Linked DNA regions of Homo sapiens: region 2 is linked to region 1. A link is a loop called in an ENCODE intact Hi-C map of the cell type or tissue named here. Cell type or tissue: B cell. All regions are shown on one strand. Links, peaks and the distances in the headings refer to the core of each region. The heading gives the core; the rest is flanking DNA. Region 1 overlaps LOC105375059 (a long non-coding RNA gene). Region 2 overlaps TFEB (transcription factor EB).

Region 1 (5,378 bases), core at 239-5,238:
GTGTGGTGGTGTGCACCTGTAGTCCCAGCTACTTGGGAGGCTGAGGCAGGAGAATTGCTTGAACCCGGGAGATGGAGGTTGCAGTGAGCTGAGATCGCACCACTGCACTCCAGCCTGGGTGACAGAGCGAGACTCTGTCTCAAAAAAAAAAAAAAAAAAAAGGAAAGGAAATATAACACCAGGCATGCAAAATGGTCCTAACTTTGTAAAAGGAGAAATGATTGCATGTGAACAGTATTCTATGATCCTATTTTAAAAGAATGAAACTATCAGTGAGTTTGTAGGCACAGAAAAAAAGGTTCAGAAGGACATCTAGTAACCCTTAACACTGATTTTCCCTGAGGGATAGGACTTAATGATTGGGGCGGAATTTAAACTTTTATTTTCTTCCTATTTGTAATGTGTTTTTACAATAAGGAAGTTTGTTTTATATTTATAATTACAATTTTTACTATTTAGTTTAAAAGTTAAATCTAAAAATTAACAATTTTTAAATTAATAAAGATGTAAGACTAGAAGGAAATCACAAAATGTAAACCAGGGCTGTCTTTGGGTGATAAGAACTATGGGTGATTTTTCTAACTTTTTCCTATTTTCCATATTGTCCAAATTCCTAAAAATAATCATCTTATAATTTTTTTAAAAACCTTGCCGGGAGCGGTGGCTCACGCCTGTAATCCCAGCACTTTGGGAGGCCGAGGCGGGCGGATCACAAGGTCAGGAGATCGAGACCATCCTGGCTAACAAGGTGAAATCCCGTCTCTACTAAAAATGCAAAAAAATTAGCCGAGCATGGTGGCCGGCGCCCGTAGTCCCAGCTACTCAGGAGGCTGAGGCAGGAGAATGGCACGAACCCAGGAGGAGGTGGAGCTTGCAGTGAGCAGAGATCGTGCCACTGCACTCCAGCCTGGGCGGCAGAGCGAGACTCTGTCTCAAAAAAAAAGAAAAGAAAAAAGAAAAACCTTAAGAACAAAGTCTTAATAAATGAATGCACGTTTCCCTAGCCCTTCTTGGCGCCTGCAACTGACCCAACATGCAGAAGGTTCTTGGCTCTCTCTCTGTCCTCCCTTGCTCCACTGTGTTGATCAGGTCCCCGGAAGGACTCTGTATGGTTCCAGCCTTCATCCACATGCCCTCCCCAGATCTAGACACTTGGGATGATGGTGAGGGGCTGAAGCAAGAATCCCTGGCCTTGCCAGGATGGTCATGGCTCCCACCCTGCCCTTGCCTTGCATCCCAGCCCTCCAAACTCTACCAGTTAACCTCTAAAGACCACTCGGCTCTCCGGGAAGCCTTCCCCTCACCCGTAGCCTCCCCTACTCCCCTTCTCTCAGAATTCCCACAGCACAGAGAGCCTGCACTCCAAGACTTCATGAGCAGTCACCCCCTTTATCCAGTTTCACTTTATTTATTTATTTATTGAGACGGAGTTTCGCTCTTATTGCCCAGGCTGGAGCGCAATGGCATGATCTCAGCTCACCGCAACCTCTGCCTTCTGGGTTCAAGTAATTCTCCCGACTCAGCCTCCCGAGTAGCTGGGATTACAGGCACGTGCCACCATGCCCGGCTAATTTTTGTGTTTTTAGTAGAGACAGGGTTTCTCCATGTTGGCCAGGCTGGCCTCAAACTCTTGACCTCAGGTGATCCGCGTGCCTCGGCTTCCCAAAGTGCTGGGATTATAGGCGTGAGCCACCGTGCCCAGCCTCAGTTTCACTATCTTTGGTTTTAGTTACCCATCGTGCAGTACAAAAAGATATTTTGAGAGAGAGAGAGAAACAGACCACATTCACACAACTTTTATTACAATATATAACTGTTCTGTTTTATTATTAGTCATTGTGGTTAATCTCTTACTGTACGTAATTTATACATTAAACTTTATCATTGGTATGTATGTATAGGAAGAAACATAATATACAGAGAGTCTGGTACTATCCGCTGTTCCAGGCATCCACTAGGGATCTGTGAATAAGGGGGACTAGTATTTGCCACCTTCTGTTCTGTTTCCCCTCACTCATTTGTTGGACCAACTTTTCCTAAGAGAATATCCTACAGAGTGATGGGCACTGCTGGAGAAACACGGACGGGCCCAAAGGCACAGAGCAGTCATCCTTCACATGTGCTGAATGAATGAGAGAAGGGTGGAAACCAATGAGACACAGAGCCTGTCCTCAAAGAGCTCCTAGTCTAGTAAGGACAATAATAGGTGTTGTTATCCACACATAATACACACTAGGAAACACCACCCAGGAGGCAGGGTATGTGGGAGGAGGAACTGGGTGGATTTAAACTGGGCTTTGAAGACTGGTCAAGTTTGGATGGAGAGAGGAGGATAAAGGGCATTCCAGGAAGGGGGACAGTGTGCACAAAGCAATGGAAGCAGGAACACCCCAGGATCTATTAGATCTAGCTAGCAGGGAGAGGGTTATAAAGATTCACTGTGGGTAAAGGCCTGGAAAGGTGAGTTGAGCCCAGATCCTAGGAGAACAGAACACCAACAGAAGGTGAATTTGATTTTGCAGGCCTTGGGAAGCCTCTAACAGTCTCTGAGCTTTAGAAATGTACAGTAATCCAGGTGGGTGCCCATAAAGGGCTGAAGGAGGCTGGCAGCCACAGGGAAGAGAGACGGAGAAGAAATTCCAAGCTTTGTTACCACCTTGCTAGCTTAAAGGAAGCAAGCATCACATATTAAGTGCTGACCATGGGGAAATCACTGCTCTGTCTTTAATCCTTGAAACAGTCGTGTGAGATGAGACAGTATGATCTCAATTTTCAGATTGAGTTCCACAAGGCTGAAGTTTGCCCATGATTCTGCTGGGAGAGATCCACGATCATCTTGCCAGGAAACAGTTCCAAGGATCCGAATCCAAGTTGGCCTGAATCCACAGGCCAAAGCACCCTCACTTTCTCCTATAATGTCTTTCATATTTACCAGTATCTAGCACTATGATGGTTCAGTACACACTGGAATGAGTGAATGAAGAAATGAATGAACAAATGATTGGATCCCAGGTTGGTAAAGAAAACCTCTCAGCACACACAAAAAGGGTGGAGGATGGAGGCGGGGAGGAGATGTAAGAATAAATGGAAAATAAAACAAACAATCGTTGTATTACCACTTCCTCTGGGGCTGGGTCATGGTTTTTAACGGTGTGCAGCGGGCACATCCAGTGTGGTACAGGCACATCCACAAAGAGAAACAAAGAGCTATTTATTTACTTCCTTTGAGGGGTAAATAAAGATCAGGTCAAAACAGGCTCCCCCCAACCGCCAGGGGGTCTTCCCCAGGTGTTGATGCAGCACTTGGCCTGGAGCAGTCACAGGTGGCCTCTGCTTGTGTGTCATCCCGCCTTCCTTTACACATGCGTGGGTCTGGCTCGCAAGGGAGGCCCCATGTGCAGTGGGGAAGTAGCGTAAGGGGAAAGGTGGCAGGGCAGGGCTTCCTCACCCCTCCGCCAGTGCAGCCAGGGCAGCAACATTTATACCACCAGGAGAGAGATGGGAGAGTCAACAAGTGGGATGGCGCTGGCCTAAGAGCTGGCTCGGGGTGCTGGAGGCCCCATGCTGGGCCAGGCAGTAGATATGCAGATGGCTGCATCTTGTGGGGATAGGACTAAGAGGGGGACCATGTACGGGTACAGCCAATCCCCATTATTCATGGAGTCTGTATTTGTGAATTTGCCTCCTTGCTAAAATTTGTGACCCCGAAATCAATACTTGAGGTGCTTTGTCATCTTTCACAGACATGCGCAAAGCCATGAAAAATTTGAGTCACCCAACATGCATGTTCCTGGCTGAGGTGGGACAGGGCAGTGCTCTGCCTGTTTCAGCTCTCGTAATGTAAACAAGTGTCCTTGTCACAGTCTACTTAGTGCCACCTTTTCTGCATTGCTGGGTTTTTTGTTGATTTCGCTGTTTGAAATGGCCCCCGAGCCTAGGGCTGACGTGCTGGCGAATGTTTCTAAGTACAAGATGACTGTATGCGCCTTACAGAGAAAATACATTAGATCAGGTTTGTTTGGGCATGAAGTATCGTGCTGTGGGGCATGAGTTCAATGTTAATGAGTTAACTATATATTCAATAAGGTGTCTTCAAACAGAAACACACAGAAAACAAAGTTATGTATTGATTAGTTGATGAAAGTCTTGTGACCAGTGGCTCACAGAAACCTAACCCTGTATTTCCCCTAGGAGCAATGGGCCAGTGTTCACCAGTTTGGTGTTCGTGGTGACTGTACAGAATATAACTGGTGAGAATAGCGAGAACTGGTAGTATTTAAATATTATAATAACTAGGGTAGCCGTATCCTTTGGGTACCTGTGAATGCCAGTCTGTATCTACTCATCCATCCGCCATCTATCATCTATTAAACACTAAGTACAAAATCCAACACTAAAAGCAAAAAATACAGGATGCAAGCAGGGTCCTGACCCTGTCACTGACCATCTTAACTGTACAATGGGGGAATCTGTACGTTAAGACTGACTCTGAAGGTTTTATTATTTTATTTGGCTTAGATATCCCTAGGTTGATATACTAGCATTGGGGCCTAAAAGTTTTGCCAGTGTTTACATCAGGCAAACACCTGTGTCACAATAACAGCCTAATACATACACTTATTAGGGCCAGGCACTGTTCTGAGTGCTGTACGTGCATAAAGCCTCCTAACAACTCATGTAATCCTCCTAATAGCCCTGTAAGGTGGATACTATTATTATCTCCAACTTACAGATAAGGGCACTGAGGCACAGAGAGGTTAAGAATGCACCCCATGGCTGGGTGCGGTGGCTCACACCTGTAATCCCAGCACTTTGGGAGGCCGAGGCAGGTGGATCACGAGGTCAGGAGATGGAGACCATCCTGGCTAACATGGTGAAATCCCGTCCCTACTAAATATACAAAAAATTAGCCAGGCATGTTGGCGGGCACCTGTAGTCTCAGCTACTTGGGAGGCTAAGGCAGGAGAATGGCATGAACCCAGGAGGCGGAGCTTGTAGTGAGCGGAGATCACGCCACTGCATTGCAGCCTGGGTGACAGAGCAAGACTCAGTCTCAAAAAAAAAAAATAATAATAATTCACCCTGATAACACAGCTGGTGTGTGGAAGAGGCAGAGGGGTTTATGCGCCTCCAGTGACATGGAAGGAGAACCTGCATCTTGTGAGGATCTCAGTCCACCCTCAGTGATGAGGAGGGTCCCTCTCCTTAGCCATGCCACTGGCACTGTTCAGTAGCAGGAAAGCATGAAGTGACATTGCGAGGCTGGGGCCACTCAGAAGTCCAGGCAAGCAGGGCAGGCATGGTGGCTCACGCTTGTAATTCCACCATTTTGGGAGGCTGAGACAGGTGAATCACCTGAGGGTAGGAGTTTGACACCA
Region 2 (5,378 bases), core at 195-5,194, 300 kb before region 1:
GGACAGAATCTCTAATGCAGTGGCACCAAAGTTTTGGACCATGGCTCACAGAAAAATATACTTTATTTGACACTAGGCACACATACACACACACACACACACACACACACACACACGAAACATGTTCTACACAACAATGCTTACTGATACTGAGCAATACACTTGAATATTTTCTAGTCTCTTCTTTTTCATTAAAAAAAAATTCATGGAGACCCACCAAACTGATTTCATGGCTGAATTAGGGTCCAATTAGTGGCCCTGATCCACAATTTGAAAAACCTCCCTCCAAAAGTATCTGTGCAGCCCAACTATCTGCCTGGCGCGTGGCCCTCTCTACAACAGGCGCCTAATAATGGCATCCATCTGTCAGACACTTACTCCAGGCCAGACCTGTGCTAAGCATTTTACTATGGTGTCTTATTTCATCCTCACCATCACCCTAGGAGATAGGAACTGCTATCACCCCCATTTTAAATGTGGTGAAACTGAGGCCTGAGGCCAAACAGTAACTGGCTCAGACAGAGCTGAAAACCAGGCCTGTGTGAATCTGAAGCCAGATTCAGAACCACTGCACCCTCATGCCCACAGATGAGTGGCCTTCAACTGCTCTCTCAAGACTACACCCTGGCAGGGAGCTCACTCTCCTAGGAAGTCTCTTCCAACTCCAACTACTAATAAACCATTCCTTATATTATTATTATTATTATTAAGGCAGAGTCTCCCTCCGTCGTTCAGGCTGGAGTGCAGTGGTGCAATGTAGGCTCATTGAACCCCTTCGCCTCCTGGGTTCAAGCGATTCTCCTGCTTCAGCCACCCAAGTAGCTGGGATTACAGGCACATGCCACCATGCCCAGCTAATTTTTTGTATTTTAGTAGGGACGGGGTTTCACCATGTTGGCCAGGCTGGTCTCAAACTCCTGACCTCAGGGGACCCGCCCACCTCGGCCTCCCAAAGTGCTGGGATTACAGGCGTGAGCCACCGCACCTGGCTCCATTCGCTATATTAATTTAACTCTTTATAGCTGTGGGTTACTTTGATTACTTAATTGGGGATGGCACAGAGAAAAGAAAGGGCTCCCTGGCCAGAGCCCACAGGCTGCAAGGCCAGCCCTCACACCCCTCCCAGCAGACCCTCCATCCTCCTCCTCTCCCATACTTCTATTGGAACCCAGAAAAGGGGCAGGGGTGTGGGTGAGGGGCCCACCTGTGGGCTGAGTGGACCATTCTGCCATTCTCCCTCACTGATATAGCTGCCCTGGAGCAAGTCACTCTAGCCCCTGGGCCTACATGTCCCCATCTGCAAAATGGGAATGATAGCAGCATCCCCCTCATGGGGTGACTGAGGGTGAAGGGGCTGGTACAGATGAATCACTGGGCACAGTACCTGACATGGAATAAGGCCAGGTAAACATGAGCTCTTACTATCAATCTCAGTTCCAGCTCAAACTTCCACCATCAAAAATGATCGTCAGGAGCCCTGGGCAGTTTTTTGCCATCTGCACACAAACATGCTATGTCCTGGTGAAGTGTTAACCTGTGCAGGCACTTAGTGGGAGGCTGGCTCTATTCTGAGCACTTTATGTGAGTAAAGTCTTTTACTCTTCAGAACTCACAAGGTGGGCACTATAACTGTCATCTCCATGTTACAGATGAGGAAGCAGAGGAGGATAACTTGCCAGCATCATGAAACTGCAAAACGACAGGGCCAGGATTCAAGCAGGTGGATGTAGAGCATATGCTCCCAGCCCCTAATGTAAATGGGTATTCACTGTGGCCTGGCCAGTGACATGCTAAGCCCATCCTGCCCATGACCTTCTCACTCGACCCTTGAAATAAGCCTGGAGAGATGAGGAAACTGAAGCACAACTCTGGCTGACTCCTGATTTCCCACGCTGTCCAACCTGCACTCCAGAGCTTGGCCACCTTCTTCCCCATTCTTTCCCTCACCCCAGCCTTGGCCATGCTCAGAGACCCCCACCCCTCCCCAAAGACATCCCAATGCCAGTGCAGCCTGAGGGGCCTCATCCCTACCCACCCACCTCCCCAAAGACACCACACGCATGCACATACACTCACACAGATGCACACAGGCTAACACACATGGACACACATTCACACACATGCTCACACACATGCACACACTCACACACATGCACGCGTGTGCTCTCATACCTTCGAGAGGGCAGCCCCCTGGAAGGAGGCCCCTGGAATGCTCAGCTCCTCCAGGGGCCGGAGCCCAGGGCCGCACCCCAGCCCCAGGGCCGGGCTCAGTTTCCTCATTTCCCCGGCGGCTGCTGTTTCTCACCCAGCCCCCTGCACCTCAGCTGGAGAGGAAGTTGCACAATCCCCTGGGAGCTGCAAATGCGGCCGAGGATTACTCACAGCACAGAGGGAACTGCGCCCCGACGGCACAGTCCCACACCGCAGCCTACCCAACACAGACTGCTTCAATCTCACCCGCCCGGCTCCAGGCGCCCACAGCGCTCCTTGGTCCTCCCACAGGAGGCCTCTCATGGCCGCCCTGACCCCAGCCTGACCTCAGAGGGCCCTAGGCAGATGGAGAGACACAGAGCAGCAAGAATTTCGCCAGAGTCCCAATCCCACCAGGTCCAGGGTGGGCCTAACCCTAACCCCAGCCCCGCTTCCTAGAGACATGTGTCCTTCTAGCCAGAAGCCCCACAGCTCACCATCTTCCTGACTGGCCATACACCTGCAGTCTTGGCCTTGGGCCTTCCCAGGGCCTCCAGACACCCAGGTCGAGGCCGTACTACAGCCCACCTTGAAATGGAGCCTGAGATCAAGCAGAGCCCTGGGCAGCTCCGGGAAGATCCACACCACCGCACACTTTTCACTTGTGCAGAAACTGTTCTTGATACACATGCAAGTTCAGTGGTTCCTCAGCCCCCCAGCACTTTTTTAGCAGCCTGCCAAAGAGACTGGGCAGAGATTTCACTTAGTGCTTCTTTCTGGTGGCCAAGGGATTCCCATCGTTGATAAGCAAATACCCTGTATTAAGAAAGGTTAAGCTATTATCGGTCGTCTGCGTCTCAGGGTGGATGAGTTTACTGGGCCCTTTCGTGAGTGCAGGTTTCAGGAAGGAAGCGGGCAGCAGAGAGGAGATGAGGCAGGCCGTGGCTCCTGGAGAAGGCAGGAGATGCCAGCAATGTGAGGGAAGCCCAGAACAGTGAGGCCAGAGAGGCCCAGGGAGGATGGACCCAGACTCTGGTCCAACCCTGGGCCTCCCTGGGCTGGCAAATTCTGGAAGGACACAAAGGATGAGTAGGAGCCAGGCCTGGGTGTGCAGAGCCCCCAGGGAGGACCTCTGGCTCCCGCCCCTTGCCGCCCGAGACCTGCAATGGGGCCTCAGATAAGGAACATGATAAATACCTCTTATCACCCCCACAACCTTGGACTCCCATCCAGCTAAGGACAAAGTTGGAAATGTTTTTGTCCTGGGCCCCAAGGCTCCCAGAGAACCCCTCATTTCTGCAGCCCTCATCAAAAGGCTGGGGCCCGCAGGGACTGTGGGGGAAGCGCCTCACAGCCCCTGCAGCAGCACGAACCAGGACTGAGGTTCACAGCGGTCACCTGATGCCTCCAGCTTGGTGGACAGGGAACACAGTCAAGGAAGAAGGGCCAGTGCTGAAAAGGCCTGGCTCTACTGGAACGCAACAGCCACAAGGCCCCTTTGCAGGGACGCCTCCCCCAAAATGCCTGCACATTCACCATCTCCCCCATCCTGACAAGAGCCCCATGAAGGGGAAGGGCAGCAACGCTTGCTATCCGTTTTTCAGATTCCAAGGAGGCTGAGGCTCAAATCACTTAAGTGACTTCCTCGAGGCCATGCAGCAAGTTTATGGCAAATCTGTTTCCTGGCTCTTTTCCTAGATCAGAGTTTCTCAACCTCAACACCAGACACTCAGGGCCAGGTAATTAGTTACAGGGGCTGTCCTGTGCATTTTAAGATGTTTAGTGGTATCCCTGGCCAATATCATCAGACATTGGCAAATGTCCCCTAGGGGGACAAAATCACCCCTAGTGGAGAACTACTGCCCTAGAAGCACCTAAAAGATGGGCACCTGCCAATTCCAAATTGAACGGTACACCTGCTGAGGGCTCTAGCCTGAGAGTCTCCCCCTCTCCCCCACCAGATGTGCTAGGCAAGAGGGCCTGAAGGGTGATGGGTACTCTGTGGTTCAGTACCCTCTGGGAAGAGGCTTCTTAGCCCCAGCAGGCACTGCCACTTAGGGGGTCTCCCCACAAGACCAATATCACCTTCCAACTCCCAAGCTACATGCCAACCCCCTTCCTGGCATTCAATATTACCCTGATCTTTCAACCGTTTTGATCATATATTCCTATCAGTAAAAACTTTTGAGCACTCTCAATATATGCTTCTTTCCTTGTAAATTGCTTATATATACCCCGATGCATGAATATATTATAGATGTCAGCAAACATACCCCAAAATTATATATTTTTAAAATGAGAATGAAAATGCAATACACCAGGATGAGACATGTTACACACTCACCATCATGGCAGAAATTAAACTAACAAGACCAAGTGTTGATAAGGCTAAGGAGCAACAGGAACTCTGTGGGCCACTAGCAAGGAGTAAAGTAGTACAACCACTTAATAAAATATTTACTGAAGTTGAAATATACATTAAAGGCCAGGCCCGGCGGCTCACGCCTGCAATCCTGGCACTTTGGGAGGCCGAGGTAGGAGAATCGCTTGAGCTGGGGAGGTGGAGGTTGCAGTGAGCTGAGATCGCGCCACTGCACTCCAGCCTGGGCAACAGAGCAGACTCCATCTCAAAAATAAATAAATAATAAAAAGAAAAGAAAGAAAATTAACAGACTACGGCTATACACAACATAAGTGACTCTCACAAATACACTGTTGGGTGGGAAAAGCCTGACGTAAAAGAACATGTCCAGCGCCATTCCATCTGTATTAAATTCAGAGTCAGGCAAAACTAAACTCAGCTAAGGGATGCAGACATAGGTGGTTACATAATAAAAGAGGCAAGGAGCTGATTATCGTACAGTCAGGATAGTGATTACCTCTGGGGGTGGAGGGCACATGAGTTGATTTTGGCGTACAAGCTACATTCTGTTGTTTATTCACCTGGGTGATGGTTGCCTAGGGGTTCACTTTTTTTTTTCTTTAGATGGAGTCTTGCTCTGTCACCCAGGCTGGAGTGCATTGATACGATCTTGGCTCACTGCAACCTCCACCTCCCAGGTTCAAGCGATTCTCCTGCCTTAGCCTCCCAAGCTGGAATTACAGGTGCGTGCCACAACACCTGGATAATTTTTGTATTTTTAGTAGAGATGGGGTTTCACCATGTTGGCCAGGCTGGTCTCAAACCC

Evidence for each region. Peaks named below come from ENCODE experiments on the same cell type or tissue, not always from the same donor. Only the 100,000 strongest peaks of a DNase experiment are listed, where the experiment ranks them.
Region 2: a loop joins it to region 1, with 2.2 times the contacts of the local background. A loop is called at or near these places in 1 of 110 quality-filtered maps.

What each region holds. Positions count from the first base shown.
Region 1 is chr6:42,019,348-42,024,725 of GRCh38, forward strand. It overlaps LOC105375059 (a long non-coding RNA gene), which reads left to right. Exons shown (of 5, transcript XR_001744119.2): 5 at 2,777-2,893. It also overlaps a transcript of CCND3 not described here. Among named protein-coding and RNA genes, the nearest start is that of TAF8, 28 kb to the right of the region's middle. In B cell, for the core only: a CTCF peak has its summit at 3,306; DNase peaks (open chromatin) are centred at 3,304 and 5,106; H3K4me3 peaks cover 1,608 bases; H3K27ac peaks cover 4,694 bases.
Region 2 is chr6:41,721,289-41,726,666 of GRCh38, forward strand. The region is part of intron 1 of TFEB (transcription factor EB); the gene reads right to left. Among named protein-coding and RNA genes, the nearest start is that of MIR10398, 9.6 kb to the right of the region's middle. RefSeq lists enhancers at 1,816-2,358, 2,600-2,689, 3,020-3,159. In B cell, for the core only: no CTCF peak of the experiment used is centred there; DNase peaks (open chromatin) are centred at 2,353 and 3,083; H3K4me3 peaks cover 3,490 bases; H3K27ac peaks cover 5,000 bases.